Regions from separate parts of the Homo sapiens genome. Here region 1 is linked to region 2. The links are chromatin loops, found by intact Hi-C in ENCODE. Cell type or tissue: spleen. All regions are shown on one strand. Links, peaks and the distances in the headings refer to the core of each region. The heading gives the core; the rest is flanking DNA.

Region 1 (8,328 bases), core at 54-8,053, 320 kb before region 2:
TCCCCGCCATGTTTTTTTTAAAGAGACAGCCTGTTGCCCAGGCTGGAGTGCAGTGGTCTGATCATAGCTCACTGCAGCCTCAAACTCCTGGGCTTAAGTGATCTTCCTATGCCAGGCTCCAGTAGCTGGGATTATAGGTGTGCACATCAGGCTAACCTTTTTAAAAAAGTAGACAGGATCACATTTTTTCTTATTAGAGGTCCAGCTATTTAGACAGTGCAACACAAAAGTTCAAGGCCGACAGGAAGAAGGCGTGTGTTGTGGAATCCACAGTGGGTGTCCACAGGACAGCGCAGAGACTGGCAGTGCTCTGTCTACCTGGGAGGGAATTCTGAGCAGGGAGGACTCTGAACTTGACCTAGTATAACTTTTTTTAGAAAGCAATTATGTAGTCACTTGATTCGTCATGTATTTCTTTTTTCTTCAACAAATGTAATGAGAGTCTACTAAATGTTGTGGCTTCAAGGATTACACTTCAGATTTATTTAAACTTTCCAAGTTGAACTTTATTTTTTCTGTTTCTATTTTTTAGTTTTTTAAGATATACCAAGTTGAACTTTAAAGAAATGTTTGTACATGTTAAAAAAAAATCCAAACAATATAAAAAGATAAGAAGTAAAAAGTATCTCAGTACCATAAGATAAGGTGAGAAACAAACAAACAAAAACTAAGTATCCCTTCTATCCCAACTCCTAGACCACCAGCTTGCTTCCCCAGAGCAGCCATGGTTACTAGAGTCCTGTGTCTCCTTTCTAAGATGGTGTGTGCCTACACAAGCAGAGATATGCAAATATCCCTCTCTTCAATACGAATGTGAGCATACATTGCACACTGTTCCACACACCATTCTACACCTTGCTTTTTTCACTTAACAGTGTACCTTTTTTTTTTTTTTTGAGACAGGGTCTCGCTCTGTCACCCAGGCGGGAGTGCAGTGGTGCAGTTTCTGCTCACTGCAACCTCCGCCTCCCCGGTTCAAGTGATTCTCGTGCCTCAGCCTCCCAAGTAGCTGGGATTACAGGCATGTGCCACCACGCTCAGCTCATTTTTTTTTTTGGATTTTTAGTAGAGACAAGGTTTCATCATGTTGGCCAGGCTGGTCTCGAACTCCTGGCCTCAAGTGATCTGCCCGCCTCAGCCTCCCAAAGTGTTGGGATTACAGGCGTGAGCCACTGCACCCAGCTAACAATGTACTTTTGAGATTGTCCAGATCAGTAACATGTAGATAAACTGAATTCATTTTTAACACCTCAGTTAACCTCCCACTGTCTGCATGCACTGTAACCAGATTAACCGGTGCCTTTTAATAAATGGGCCCTTCGTCTGTTTTTGTGCCCTAGTTCCTTTTTGGCAGTCTGGTGAAACCTATGGACCTTTGCTCAGAAAAGGTTTTTGTTTGTTTGTTTTTTTTTTTGAGATGGAATCTTGCTCTGTCGCCCAGGCTGGAGTGCAGGAGCGCGATCTCGGCTCACTGCAACCTCCGCCTCCCGCGTTCAACAATTCTCTTGCCTCAGCCTCCTGAGTAGCTGGGACTACAGGTGCCCACCACCATGCCTGGCTAACTTTTGTATTTTTAGTAGAGATGGGGTTCCACCATATTGGCCAGGCTGGTCTTGAACCCCTGACCACAGGTGATCTGCCTGCCTCAGCCTCCCAAAGTGCTAGGATTACAGGTGTGAGCCACTGCGCCTGGCCAAAAATATTTTTATTTTTTATTGTATTAAAACTATTTATTTATTTATTTATTTTTTGTTGCCAGGCTGGAGTGCAGTGGCACGATCTCGGCTCACTGCAACTTCCACCTCCTGGGTTCAAGCGATTCTCCTGCCTCAGCCTCCCAAGTAACTGGGACTAAAGGCACATGCCACCATGCCCAGCTAATTTTTTTGGTATTTTTAGTAGAGACGGGGTTTCACCATGTTGGCCAGGATGGTCTTGATCTCTTGACCTCGTGATCCACCCGCTTCTGCCTCCCAAAGTGCTGGGATTACAGGCGTGAGCCACCGCGCCCGCCTCTTTTTTCTTTTAAAAACAGTGTTTCACTCTGTTCCTCAGTCTGGAGCGAAATGGCCAGATCATAGCTCACCGCAGCCTTGAACTCCTGGGCTCAATTGTTCCTCCCACTTCAGCCTCCCATGTAGCTGGGACCACAGGTGTACACCACCACACCTGGCTAATTTTTTAATTTTTTTGTAGAGATGAGCATCTCGCTATGTTGCCCAGGCTGGTCTCAAACTCCTGGGCTCAAGTGATCCTCACGCCTCAGCCTCCCAAAGTGCTGTGAGCCACTGTGACTGGCAGGAAGATGTTTTTAAATCCATAAAGTAAAATACGTAACAATGCAAGGGAAACCAACCACTGTGCGGAAATACAATCCTATCCATGAATCCTCTGAGAGTCTGTGGCCCTGAGATAAAGAATCCCAACCAGTTTCTAGGCTTTTTTCTACTACAAACTGCTGCAACAAACATTTTTGTACATATATCCACTAGTTTCTATAGGATAATTTTCTAGAAATGTAATTACTGGGGCAGAAATCATATGCATGTTATGTTTGGATCAATTTTGCCAAATTGTCCCAAAAAGTTTGTGTCAATTGTGCAGGAGAGGACCTCTTTCTCTACTCCCTGGTGACAATGAAGTATAAAGCTTTATGAATTCTCCCGTTCTGATAGGTGAAAAATTGTCTTTCACTGTAGGTTTTTACTGCATTCTTGTTTTATGAGTGATGTTTTATAAGTTTAAAAGTGTTCCCATCAGTAAATGTTATTCTTTTGTTGGTGGAATTGCAGGTTATTTTCACTTAAAAAAAAAAAAACCCTGCTGTTTTCATGTATACTCTCAATTTTCTGCCATAAGAAAGCATTTTGTTTACATGAAAAGGGGGTGGGTATTTGGAAAGATAATATTAGTCCTGAAGAGTGGTAGTGAGGATGTAATTAGACCAAAAATAGAAGGATGCTTACTTTCTATTGGGGTCAATAGGTGATGAACAGGTAGAAAACACATAAACAATAATTTAAGCTACAAATGAAGTCAGTCCTGGTGATGTGGTAAGGAGGGACTGGGTAGGTAGCTGGTGATGGCTTCTTTAAAAAGGTTGCCAGGGTAAAACCTACTGCGGAGGTGACATTTGAGTTGAGGAAGAATGAGAAACAGGCAGGCACGTGAAGACCTGAGAAAAGGCTGTATTCTTCTCATGCTTGCATGATCCAGGTTTTGGGATTGACCTCTGTTTTTTTTTTTTTTTTTTTTTTTTTTTTTTTTTTGAGACAGAGTCTCGCTCTGGAGTGCAATGGCGTGATCTCGCCTCACTGAAATCTCCACCTCCCGGGTTCAAGCAATTCTCCTGCCTCAGCCTCCCAAGTAGCTGGGATTACAGGCATATGCCCTCAAGCCTGGCTAATTTTTGTATTTTTAGTAGAGATGTGGTGTCACTATGTTGGTCAGGCTGGTCTCGAACTCCTGACCTCATGTGGTCTGCCCACCTCGGCCTCCCAAAGGGCTGGGATTACAGGCATGAGCTACCGTGTCCGGCTGGGATTGACTTCTGATTCGAAGTTGAAACCATAAAACTATTGTGAAGAGATCCCACCAAGTGCCTAAGGATGGCATAGACCAGCTGTTAGAGGCGGCCTGAATGATTTTCTCCTGCCGATACGGACGGTCCAAAAGAACATTTCCTTTTTCCTTTGTAGAAATGTACAAACGTGGGTATTTACAAGCAGCGTCAGAGGGGAGAGCTTGGTTTTGACCCAAGGTTGTAGTTCTTGAAAGGACCAGTAGGTGGAGGTGAAGGACAAGGAACAGACACTACTTCTGCCAAGCCATCCAGGCCATTGCAATCTAGGTTGAGCCAGCCGCTTCCCGAGTCTAGTTAGGAGTATAGGAATGCCTGTTTCTGGCACATTAACCAGTCTGGGCATACATGAGCTCTAAAGCAGGGAAGTGAATGAACATGCATATAGCATGTGTTGTGGCCCAAGGAACTCTAAGGCTTTTTTTTTTTTTTTTTTTTTGCATTTACAAGGAAACTCCTCTTTCCTTCTGTCATATAAACCAGGGGTCACACAGGGAATGTAAATGAATTAAGAAGGTGTGGGGTAAAGAAACACATGCTCTCTCCAATGACTTTCATTTTCTCACTTTGGGTTAGAACCATAAGAATAGAGGAAGGTTTTTCTACTGTAAGAAGGATCACAGCCCTAAGCAGCTACAAAAGACACACTGGCTGGAGAGCAGGCAGTGACGGGGACTGCCCCTAGCTGCTGGGACAGTGAGTCAAGGGACAGCCCGTGCCCATCAGCTGAGCCAGTGGGAATACAGGCCTGGTGCTGCGAGGGGTTCACTTTTTTTTTTTTTTTTTTTTTTTTTGAGATGGAGTTTCGGTCTTGTTGTCCAGGCTGGAGTGCAATGGCGTGATCTTGGCTCACCGCAACTTCTGACTCCCGGGTTCAAGTGATTCTCCTGCCTCAACCTCCTGAGTAACTGGGATTACAGGCATGCACCACCACGCCTGGCTAATTTTGTATTTTTAGTAGAGATGGGGTTTATCCCCGTTGGTCAGGCTGGTTTCGAACTCCCAACCTTAAGTGATCCGCCCGCCTCGGCCTCCCAAAGTGCTGGGATTACAGGTGTGAGCCGCCGCACCCGGCTGAGGTGGGCATTATCATTTGCATGCCCATTTTACAGAGGAGGAAACTGAGGCTCCGAAAGGTGATGCAGCTCTTTCTTAGCCACCTGCATTGCTGTCCTTTGAACATACATTGCTTAGGCTGCCATGTTGACAGCCTTTGGGCTCCAGCCCCGGCAGCCTCTATTTCCTGATAGCCTTCGATTCACACATGCGGGTTGCCAGTGTGGGCCCAGTGGCTTTACATTTGAGTTTCCGAACCATCCCCCTCCCCCTGCACCGCCCCAGTTCCCTGAGACCTTTGGGGTCAATGTGGGGTGGGTGAGAAACGCCTGGCGGATTCAGAGGGTTCTGCTCTGTGGTTCTTGACCAGAATCTCTGGTATCAGGGCCCAGGCATTCATAAATTTTAAAAGCCCTCAGAAAATTCTAGCCTGAGCAGGGCTGAGAACCACTGGGGAGCTTAAGAAAGTCTTAGGGTAGCTGAGTTTGATGAGTCCTCTGATTGCATGCTATTCACTCACTGGATTGGCTGTGGGTCTTTGCAAGTGTGTACTGAGCAGGGCACAAGGTGGGCATCAGGAGAGTGGCGGTTGTGCAGAGTGGGGTTGCCAGCACAGTAGGGAGTCAGGAGGAGGCAGGGAAGAGCATTCCAGAGGAACCTCAGGATGTGCACAAGTCTGTCAGCAAGAGACCCTGGAAGGTTTAGACATGAACCACGATACCATCAGCAGCAGCTTCTCCGGATCGGGCCTCCCTGCCTCAGCATGCTCATGTGCTGATTGCAAACCCACTGTGTGCCCGGAGCTTCCAAGAGAGAAGGGAGAGGCAGAGAAGGAGGAGGCTGGGGAGGGGAGCTGGGACCAAGCCACAGAGAACTCAAGGCCTCCCTACACCTCTTAGACTTTATGTTTTTTATTTTTATTTTTTTGAGACAGGGTCAGCCTGCAGTGCAGGGGTGTGACCATGGCTCACTGCAACCTCGACCTCCTGAGATCAAGCCATCCTCCTACTTCAGCCTCTTGAGTAGCTGGGACCACAGATGTCACCACGCCCGACTAATTGTTTTTATTATTTGTAGAGAGGAGTTTTCATTATGTTGCCCAGGATGGTCTCAAACTCCTGGGCTCAAGCTGTTACTGGACAAAGAAGTCTTGATCCAGACCCCAATGAAGAGTTCTTGGATCTTGCACAGGAAGGAATTCAAGGGGAGTCGGAGAGTGCAGTGAGAGGAAGAGTTTACTGAAAGCTACTCTGTTACAGAGTAGGGTGTCCTCAGAAAGCAAGCAGAGGAATGCATCATCTTTGCTTTTCTTTCTTTCTTTCTTTCTTTCTTTCTTTCTTTCTTTCTTTCTTTCTTTCTTTCTTTCTTTCTTTCTTTCTCTCTCCTTCCTTCCTTCCTTTTTTCTTTCTTCCTTTCTTTCTTCTTTCTTTCTTTCTTTTTCTTTCTTTCTTTCTTTTTCTTTCTTTCTTTCTTTCTTCTTTCTTTCTTTTTTGCTCTCTCTCTCTCTTTTTTTTTTTTTTTTTTTTGTGACGGAGTCTCACTCTATCACCCAGGCTGGAGTGCAGTGGCGCGATCTCAGCTCACTGCAAGTTCCACCTCCGAGGTTCACGCCATTCTCCTGCCTCAGCCTCCCAAGTAGCTGAGATTAGAGGTGTGTGCCACCACGCCCGGCTAATTTTTGTATTTTTAGTAGAGACAGGGTTTCACCGTGTTAGCCAGGATGGTCTCGATCTCCTGACCTCGTGATCCACCCGCCTAGGCCTCCCAAAGTGCTGGGATTACAGGTGCATGCCACCACGTCTGGCTAATTTTTGTATTTTTAGTAGAGACGGGGTTTCACCATGTTGGTCTCGAACTCCTGACCTCAGGTGATCGTCCTGCCTCAGCCTCCCAGAGTGCTAGGATTACAGGCATGAGCCACCATGCCCAGCCTAAGCTTTGCTTATATAGAGGTCTTGTTTATGCAAAGACTAAACTAAGCTATGCCTGCATGCGGGTGAGCAGACAGCATGACAAAATTTATTATTCTATTGAGTTAAAGGAAACTATCCTTGACATTTTTGGGTGGGTACATCAAAGCATAACTATTATTATTTAGAAAACATATATTGTTATGGGTATTGGGACATTTGGATTCTCTGTTGTTATAGGGGCATGTCCTTGCAGGCAGCTTTAGTTGTTCCCTCTACTATAAACATCCCATGACTATGGGTGGTGACCAGCAAGGAATGTGCTTTGCTAGTCTCAAATGGAGCGGAACTTAAAATGGTGTTACTCTGGCCCTGTTATGCTCTTACTTTCCTAACAAAGCAATCCTCCCACCTCAGCCTCCCAAAGTGTTGGGATTACAGGTGTGAGCCACCACACCCAGCCGACTGTTAGGCCTTAGTCAGTCGGGGAGCCAGGGTCTTCTCACTGGGAATTTTAGGCACCAGGGCCCCAGAAGCTGGCAGAGGTGGTTGGGTCAGTAGCAGGGATGACCAATCATCCTGGTTTGCACAGGATGTTGAGTGCTAAAACTAAGAATGTCCTGGGAAAACCAGAATGGTTGGTCATCCTAGTAAAAACTCAGCTTCCCTTACCTTACTCTCAGCCAGCTCCTGGTCCCACCAGTGTGGATTTATACTAGCTTTTCAAATGTCGCTGTGTGCACCAATCACCTGGATTCTTATGGAAATGCAGACTCTCATCCCTCAGGTCTGGGGTGGGGACTAAGAGTCTGCATTTCTGTGTTTTTTTTTTTTTTTTTTGAGACAGAGTCTCACTCTGTCGCCTAGGCTGGAGTGCAGCAGCGCGATCTCAGCTCACTGCAAGCTCCGCCTCTCGGGTTCATGGCATCCTCCTGCCTCAGCCTCCGGAGTAGCTGGGACTACAGGCGCACGCTGCCACGCCGGGCTAATTTTTTGTATTTTTATTTTTTTTAGTAGAGACGGGGTTTCACCGTGTTAACCAGGGTGGTCTAGATCTCCTGACCTTGTGATCCGCCCCCCTCGGCCTCCCAAAGTGCTGGGATTACAGGTGTGAGCCACCATGCCCGGCCACATTTCTGTCTTTAAACTAAATTAATTAATTAATTATTATTATTTTAGAGACGGGGTTTCACTCTGTTGCCCAGGCTGGTCTCGAACTCCTGGCCTCAAGTCATCCTCCTACCTTGGTCTCCCAAAGTGCTGAGATTACAGGCGTGAGCCACTGTGTTCAGCCGAATCTGCATTTTTAATAAGCTTCCAGGTAGCATAGGTGTCGCTGGTCCATGGTCACAATTTGAGTAGCAAGAGTTGACAGCACCCTCAGGCTCATTGCAAACCAGCTACTTCCGGCCATAACTAGGAGAGAGAAGTTGTGACCACCCCAAAAGCACATCTGTATTTCCTAAGGCAAATACAAGCCAGCTTTCCCTCCACTGAACTGTCCAGGACTCAGGCTTGCAGTGAAAATCAGCTGCTGAATGTATTTTTGTTTAAAATCCACACACATTCTCTCACACTAGTTATTTAAAAAAATTAAAAGAAAAATCCACACACACCACATGCAGACAGCACCCATCACAGGTGCTATTTAGTTTGTTTTTCAATTGCTTGGTCCCTCCTGCTTGGGTACCATGTGTTTGCATTTTGCATTTTTTGCTTCTCCTTTTATCTCACTTTCTTTTCACCTCGCAGCAACCTGGTCAATGTGCAAATGAAAGACAG
Region 2 (8,328 bases), core at 99-8,098:
CCAGTGTCATGCAGCTCATACACGGTCAGCGTAGCTGTTCTCACACCCAGGTCTGTGCGGCTGCAGGGCTTGGCCTCTCAGCCACAGTGCAGGGTGGGGACATTGTAACTGGCTGCTTGGCCTTATTTGTGGACATGCTGGCTACCGTGAACTTCCAGAGACCCTAGTGAACACGTTCCAAATTCACAAAACTGCAGGATGGGGCAACGATCCACATTTCCTCTGCGAGCCTTCTCCTTTAAAAGCACACACTTTGCCACATTTCAGCACATGGCTCTGCAAACGTTTGCAGTTAATACCCTCTCCCAGAAGCCATCTGGGGGGCGATTCAGGTTCATCTGAGAGCACACAGTGGGTGGCCATCACCCGCATCCATTTTGTCGATAGGTGAGGGATGCTGATGCCAACCGCTTACCTCGGTAGAAGACCCCTCCCCAGGAGAGAAGTCTTAATGCCAGGAATGATGTCCAAACGTAAGGTGAATGGGTGACTTCTGGGGCAAGGGGGGACGGTGTGCTGTTGCCAAGAGGGGAACAGCTGGGAAGGAGAGACGAGAGCTCACCCTGCAGCAGCCATAGCAGAATCGGTTCATTGTGGGGCTTGGCTTTAGTTAATTTCTCTGTCCCATTACCTTGCTCAGGAGTTTCATGGTTGCAAAGAACCTACTCAAAAGAGGAAAATATGTTACCTTATGCAAAGAAGAAAATATGTTCATTCATTTAGTAAACATACTTACCTATGTACTCTGGGCCACACACTGTGCCCTCTGAAAATTTACTGGGAATAAACAAGGTAATTGCAGATGACAGGGTTTTTCTCGGGCCCCTTTGCTTGGCTTGCAGCAGGAGGTGCTCCATCTACTTGGCCCACCAGGCTGTGTCTGGCTTGCACTCCGTGGATCCCATGGCCACCACAACTGCATGCTTAGCCCCTGGTGGGAAGGGGTGTGTGAGCAAGCAAGTGTGGGGTCCAGCCAGCTGTTCCAAAAGCTGGCACAGGGGTAGGCTCCCTGCTGGGCTTGTGGCTGGACCAGGCATGTCACCCCAAGGGGGAATGTGGTGGCACCCAGCCAGGGGTGCCCACAACCCCAAAGCCCCAGAAGGGGTTTTAAATGTGCTAATTAACTCGTTCAGTACTCCCGTCCACAGTCCAACGGACAGCGGTGTGTTAACAGCTTGGTCAGCCCCTTGCCCCGCTCCAGCCCACAGCTCCGGGGGAAGCTCTGGTCCCATTACTGCTTCCTGTCACATGGGGTGGCTGCCCTCTGCCAGCAGAGGGCTGAGAGCCACAGTGTTACAGCCCTCTGAGTACCCACATTTGGTGGGTCCCAAGTTCTTGTCCCACATCCAAGAAGAATGAGGTCATGCTGACAATTGAAAGGTGATGAGGGCAGAGAATTTTATTGAGTGATAAAACAACTCTCAGTGGAGAGGGGATGGGCAAGTAGTCTCTCACCCTAAGTCAGGTCATCTCTCTCAGTGTGGTTGAGTCTGGGGTTTTTATAGGCACAGGATGGGGGAGGGGCGGGCCATAGATACTATTGAAAAAGGCCACGTTTGATTGGTTAAAAAGCATTCAGAAAGAATCAGGAAAGGATGGGCAAACAGGAACAGAAATTCTCACTCTTCTGTCCTGAGTCATGGGTTTCATCTGGAACCAGCAGTCCGGTCTTTCAGCCTTCAGGCTGTTTTGGCTTGAAGGTGGTGTTTCACCAGGGACCCACCCCTGTCTGCCTCCTGCCACTGTCACAGATAGCACAAGGTGCTGTGAAGAGTTCGAAACACAGTAATGCACAACAGAGGAGGCATGAAACAGGAGGAGGTCAAGGGAAGCGCCTCTGGGGAGGTAACAGCTGAGCTGTGTGAATGATGGAGCCACCCTGTTTGAAAATTTGGGTGAAGACTTTCCAGACAGAGGGAATAGCAGGGAATAGCAAGTACAAGTGCTCTGAGGCAGGACTTTGCATGGTGCAGCAGCAGAAGAGAAGGCTGCGGCAGCAGGAGGAAGTTAGCAAGCAGGAGATTTGGGAGACCAGGCAGGGGCAGGCCTTGAGGCCACCATCTGGATTTTCTCCTGAGAGCCACAGACAGCCTTTGGAGGGGCAAAGCAGCCCGTGCATGTTAGGGTATCCCCAGGAGGGACAGGAGGCCTGGGTGGGTCAGGCTGTCTTTCTGCTCCCCAGCTTGTCTTTCTGTGCCTTTGGCTTGTGTTGACAAAAAGAGTCGAACTCTGTAAAATATTTGAGGAGGTTTATTCTGAGCCAAATATGAGTGACCATAGCCTGTCACACAGCACCAGGAGATCCTGAGAATATGTGCCGGGTTACAGCTTCATTTTATACATTTTAGGGAGACATAAGACATCAGTCAATACATGTCTGAACTCCAAATATATGAGACAGGTCTCAATCAACTTAGAAAGTTAATTTTGCCAAGACTGAGGATGTGCCTGTGACATAGCCTCAGGGGGTCCTGACGTGTGGCCAAGGTGCTCGGGGCAATTTAGTTTTATACATTTTAGGGAGACATGAGACATCGATCAGTGTGTGTAAGATGTACGTTGATTCAGTCTGGAAACGTGGGACAACTCAAAGCAGAGAGGGGCTTCCAGGTCATAAGTAGATAAGAGACAAACAGTTGCATTCTTTTGAGTTTCTGATTAGCCTTTCCAAAGAAAGCCATCAGATATGCATTTATCTCAGTGAGCACAGAGAGATGACTTTGAGTTCTGTCTGTCCTTTGTCTGCAAGGAATTTCCTCGTGGACAAATTGTGAGGGAGGTATGTAGCTTTTTTACCCTAGTAGCCATAGAATAGAACGGGAGGCAGGTGTGCCCTAAGCAGTTCCCAGCTTGACTTTTCCCTTTGTCTTAGTTATTTTGGGGTCCCGAGGTTGACATATATTATACATCTTACATGTGCTAGAGGAAAATGTCCCCTCTGGAAAGGCAGAGATAACACAAAGGTGGGGGTTGGGGGCAGGAACAGCAGGGAGGGGAGCTTCCAGGTCATAGGTGAATTCAAAGAGTTCCTGAATTCCTGATTGGTGACTGGTTGAAAGAGTTTATCTAAAGACCTGGAATCAATACAAGGGAGTGTCTGGGTTAAGGAGTTGTGGAGACCAAGGTTCTTATTATTATGCAGATGAAGCCTCCAGGTAGAGAGAATAGATTGTAAATGTGTCTTATCAGGCTTAGAAAGGTGCCAGACTTAGTTAATTCTCTCCTGGATCAGGAAAAAAGGCCTGGAAAGGGAAGAGGATTCTCTACAGAATGTAGATTTTTACCCACAAGTGACAGCTTTGCAAGGCCATTTCAAAATATGTCAAAGAAACATATTTTGGGGTAAAATACTTCAATTTCGTTCAGAGCCTGCTATCTGTCACGTTGGCATCTTATTGGTAGAGTCGGCTTTGTCAGTGTTAAGGTCTCTGTTTTAATGTTCATGCTGGTCAGCCGTGCCTGAATTCCAAAGGGCGGAGGTATAATGAGGCCTGTTTGACCCGCATTCCCATCATGGCCTGAACTCGTGTTTCAGGTTAACTTTAGGATACCCTTGGCCAAGAGGAGGGGACCATTCAGTTAGCTGGGGGCTTAGAATTTTGTTTTCGGTTTATATTTGTCACCTTCCAGTCTCAGGATGGCCACCACAGCTGCTGCATTTGAAGCAGGAGCATGGGGCTGGAGGCACATGTGCTGCACCCACAGAACAGACAAGAAATTACAGCCTTTTCCGGAAACCCCAGAGAGCTCCCGCATCCACGCCACTGGCCGTGCGGACACCCAGCTGTGGGGAGGCCAAGGGATCAAGCACCCAGCAAGGGACATGGCCTTGCCAGTCCTAACATATCTCACAGCGGGGCATGTGGACCTGCTGCAAGGAATTGGGGCGCTAAGGGCAAGACAAAGTGAGGACCAGCCCTTGAGGCTGGCAGAGAAGAAACCTCAGGCCACGGTGCTCAGGCATAAATTAGAGCCCTGTCCCAAGTGCACAGAGAACAGCTGCGAGCAGGGCCCGTCTCACCCTACCCCACCCCACCTCCAGCTGTGGTGGGGAGAGAAGGTTCTGGGTTAGGCTCCAAGGTCTAGGGAGCCCACGTCGTCTGCCCCTGCCTGAGTGGAAGGCTGGGCGCAGGTGGGCCTCGGCGTTAGGAAAGGCAACTGCTCCCTCTTGTGGCCACTCTAGGGCAGCCCGGCGTCCTCCCAGCGATGTGGCAGCCGGTCTCAAGCAGGCAGGGGTGATCCCTCCTCCCCAGCCCTGCGCAGGCCTCGAAGGGGAAGAGAACCAGCGATGCTGGTGAGAGCTAACCTTGATTGGGCACCTCTGGTATACCAGGCGCCCTTCTGTGCACTTCGCAAATATTAATTCAATCCTCTTAACTCGGCCAGGTTGGTCCCATTCATGTGTCCGTTTTAATGATTGGGCCATTTGCCCAATATCATCCGGGCAGAGATTGAAGCTAAGTCCACCTCATAGCAAGGCTGTGCTTCCAGCTCCTGAATTTGGGAGCTGTAGAATGTGTGCTTAAAGACTACGCCTGGGGGACAATTGCATCGATCAGGAATTATATTTCTTTACTGTTTTTAATTTGTGTATTTAAAAAGGCTCCACCAAAATTTCTTTTTTCTTTCTTTCTTTCTTTTTTTTTTTTTTTTTTTTTGAGACAGAGTCTTGCTCTGTTGCCCAGGCTGCACTGCAGTGACACGATCTCGGCTCACTGCAACCTCCGCCTCCCGGGCCCAAGCAATTCTCCTGCCTCGGTCTCCTGAGTAGCTGGGACTACCAGCACTCGCCACCACGCCCAGCTAATTTTTGCATTTTTAGTAGAGACGGGGTTTCACCATGTTGGCCAGGCTGGTCTCGATCTCTTGACCTCGTGATCTGCCTGCCTTGGCCTCCCAAAGTGCTGGGATTACAGGTGTGAGCCACCATGCCCAGCCCCAAAATTTCTTCATGTGGGGACTTAAGGAGTCCGTGGATGTAGTTTAGACATCCCTGAAATTGGAAACAAAATGCTGCATTCATGTCTGTACATTTCCTTGGGTAAAGGCCTAGAGCAGCTGTCAGAGGGCAAAGGTATGGGAACCCCAAGAAGGTGAAGAGCCCCACTGCCCATTTTAATGTCATTATTGTGTTTATTCTCTCATAGACTCTCAGAGAGAGCCGGATGGAATTGATTAGAAAGTGCTTGTCACAAAAGCCTGTCTGAGCCCTAATTGACTTGTGACGAGCTTACATTTTGCATAAATCAGCTTTTGTTTAGCTCTTGGGTTTGACACCTAATGAGAGTCTCTCAGAGGCTGAGGAAAGCCAAAGCCATCCCATATTTTTAAAAAAGTTTAAGGCAAAAAGGGATGTCAGAATTGTGGTAAAATATAAGTGTTTATGTTTAACAAAGTAATGCTTTTTGCATAAGATTCAATGATGATACATCTAAGTTTGTTTATAGATAATGTCAAAAGTCTAAACTGGAGGATTCTGTGAATAAATGGCCCGGGCCAAATTATCCTTCTGCCATAAAAGGTGCCAGGTAGCTGGATGATGTCAACCCAGGTGTTGGCTTCAGAGATGACAAAACACCCCACCCCCTTTCTAATTCCCAGAGAAGCAGACAGAGCCCAGGTCACCCCTTCCCTCGCCACCCCGCCCCAACCCCCACCAGAAGCAGGTGCCTCAGGGTAGTGGGGAAGTACCCAAGGCAGGGGCCAGGTCCAGGGGAGGGAAGAAGGAGCATAAGATAACCTCCCTTGCACCTCCCCAGGTTTAATTCACCTTACTCTGGCCTCAGAGTTTGGTTTGAGGCTAAATCCCCAGGAATCCAACCCACATTCAAAGGGATACACCAAAGCTCATTCCAGGAAACAGAAAAACTGATTTCAAGTTTCCAGCTGTTTGGGCAATCAAGGAAATAATCAGGGCTTTGGATTTGGTTTCTGTTTCTCTCTTTGGCTGTGTGACTTTGGGTTAACCTCTCTGACCTTCAGATTCTTCGCTACCTTTCTAGGTAGCTGTAGCAATCAGTGAGGTTCATTCTGCCTGCACTGAGCGGGGCTGAGTGCTGGGGAGCTGCCTGGTGCTTGGGAAGACAGAACGTTCTGTTAACTCTCATACACACACACAAACCACTCACAAAGGCATGTGGGGACAGAGCAGACTTTACTGAAGGTTTGGATCAGTAACCAAAGACATCTTACAATTGAAAGCTGCATCTCCCTCATCTTCAAAAGCCTCCCGGCTATGTTCACCATCTGGCTCCAGCCCCTTGTCCTATTGTCCAGCTCATCTTTCTTTCCTCCCCTCCTCATCCCCTCTCCTCTCCCATCCTCTCTTTGCAGTGTTCCCTCTTCAAAATTCCTCTTTACTTCTAGCAAAGAGCAGTTCAGCACTCTTTTGGTGGCCTGACTCCCAGGGTTACTGCTAACAGCTGTGCAAATGTAAACCCAGGTTGTACCAATTACATCATGGTCCATAGCAGGGGGCCACAAATTGCAACCCACCGCCAAATATGGCCCACTGCCTGTTTTTGCAAATAAAGTTTTATTGCAACACAGCCACACCCATTCACTCACTCATTGTATATGGCCCCTGACGCTATACAACTCCAGAGCTGAATAGTTGTGACAGAGACCATATGGTCCATAGACTTAAAATATTGACTCTCTGTCCATTTATAATTCAACATTTTAATGAACTGCCTGGAATCTGTGAGAGACTAGTTAGAGAGACTGGTTAAGGGTCACTGTCTGCATTTCTTCCAGTAACATAAAGCCGATCTAGCTCCTGCTAGGACCAGGCTATCAGCCTGGCTCTGGAGACAGATTGATGCCCAGGAACTTCTGCCTGCCCTCAAGAAGCTTGAGATCAAGTCGGTGAGAACACTGTGCCATGTTTAAGTGGCACAGAAAAGGGATGAGGTCAACCCCAGGAGGGCTGACCCCTGCAGGCCTCTGAGCCAGCTGGGTTTGGCCATGGGAGGCAGAATTCGGAGGGCAGGAGAGAGGCTGGGGTGTTTCTCCCCCTCTCTTTCTGCCTCAAGAAGCACCTCTGCAGCTGCCTGGGCCCAGAATTGCCCAGCGTTTCACAAAAAGCTACAAATATGGATTTTGTATGAATTCTTCCTATTTGTAAATGTTAGCATTGGTGATTCAAATATTATTCAAGCTTTTTTAGCTCCATGGGCTTATGGTTTGTGGCTTTTGTACAGTAGTCATTGATACTGTCCCCAGTTTAAAATTCCTATGAGTCTGATACAACCCCTGTGGAGAGCAAAACTGTACATACCCACATCATATGATACACCAGTTCCACCCCTACGTATCTTTACTCCAGACAATCTCCCATTCCAGCATGCTGGAGCCATACTCAAGGAGACTCATAACAGCATCTGTGTGTAACAGAGAAATATTAGGAACCATTAAAGTGTCCATCAATGGGAGAGTGGAGAAATGCCTTGTGACATATTTGCAGCAAAAACAACTACAGCTTCATTGATGTACATGGATGTGGAGTTCTCATTAGGGAGGAGGAGTCAGGCTGGTGGGACAAAGGGAAAGCAAAAAGAGAAAGCAGATAAGCTGTAAGTCTGCCTTTCCAGGACACAATGCAGGACCATGGACCTCTTGCACAATATAACTCACAGTCTTCCTGTGCCCAGCTATTACCAGACTCTTGGCTGATAGAAAAATGCAAGTTAGCTCCCTGCAACCTTGGTGTTATCAGTACAGCACGTAGCCCTCTCCAGCCCAAGAACCAGCGTATAAAATCTCCAGCAAGCTTTGTCCCTTTGCAGTCAGCTCCCCTCTTGCTGACCTGCCCATTGCTTCCTTGCAGCGCTTTCTCGAGTAAATCTGCCTTTCTTTACCTACAGCTATCTTGGTACATTCTTTTCACCACCTATATGACACCAACCCCAGAGAGTCGCAACCCACGACAATGGACAAACCTCAGAACATCATTTTAGAATGAGAAAAGCATAGTATCTTACTTATATAAAGTTTTAAGCATGAAAGCAAAAGTGTCTGTTGCACAGGGATATATGTGCATATGTTCTATAAATGTAAAGGCAAATATGGGAATAACAAGCATTGTATTTAGGATTATGAAACCTCTGGGATGAGAGAGAGAAGAATGGAGTGGGCAGGTTATTCACAGGGACCAATTTTATCTGCCATGCTTTGTTTCCTAAAAAAATCAACCATGGGCACATGAGGGGCTCCCTAGGGTAACAGATGATTTCTTAATCTGGAGGCTGGTTCCAATTTGGGAAAATTCATTGAGCCAATCATTTATGATACGTATAGTTCTCTGCACATGTGTAATTTTTCTTTTTT

Evidence for each region. Peaks named below come from ENCODE experiments on the same cell type or tissue, not always from the same donor. Only the 100,000 strongest peaks of a DNase experiment are listed, where the experiment ranks them.
Region 1: a loop joins it to region 2, with 8 times the contacts of the local background. A loop is called at or near these places in 104 of 110 quality-filtered maps.

The regions. Positions count from the first base shown.
Region 1 is chr20:50,984,118-50,992,445 of GRCh38, forward strand. No RefSeq gene overlaps it. Among named protein-coding and RNA genes, the nearest start is that of MOCS3, 29 kb to the left of the region's middle. RefSeq lists an enhancer at 5,526-6,488. In spleen, for the core only: a CTCF peak has its summit at 3,751 (motif pointing right); a DNase peak (open chromatin) is centred at 3,830; H3K27ac peaks cover 293 bases; H3K27me3 peaks cover 3,574 bases.
Region 2 is chr20:51,302,792-51,311,119 of GRCh38, forward strand. No RefSeq gene overlaps it. Among named protein-coding and RNA genes, the nearest start is that of MIR3194, 150 kb to the right of the region's middle. RefSeq lists enhancers at 3,449-4,409, 8,133-8,328. In spleen, for the core only: CTCF peaks have their summits at 4,198 (motif pointing left) and 4,401; a DNase peak (open chromatin) is centred at 4,180; H3K4me3 peaks cover 470 bases; H3K27me3 peaks cover 1,827 bases.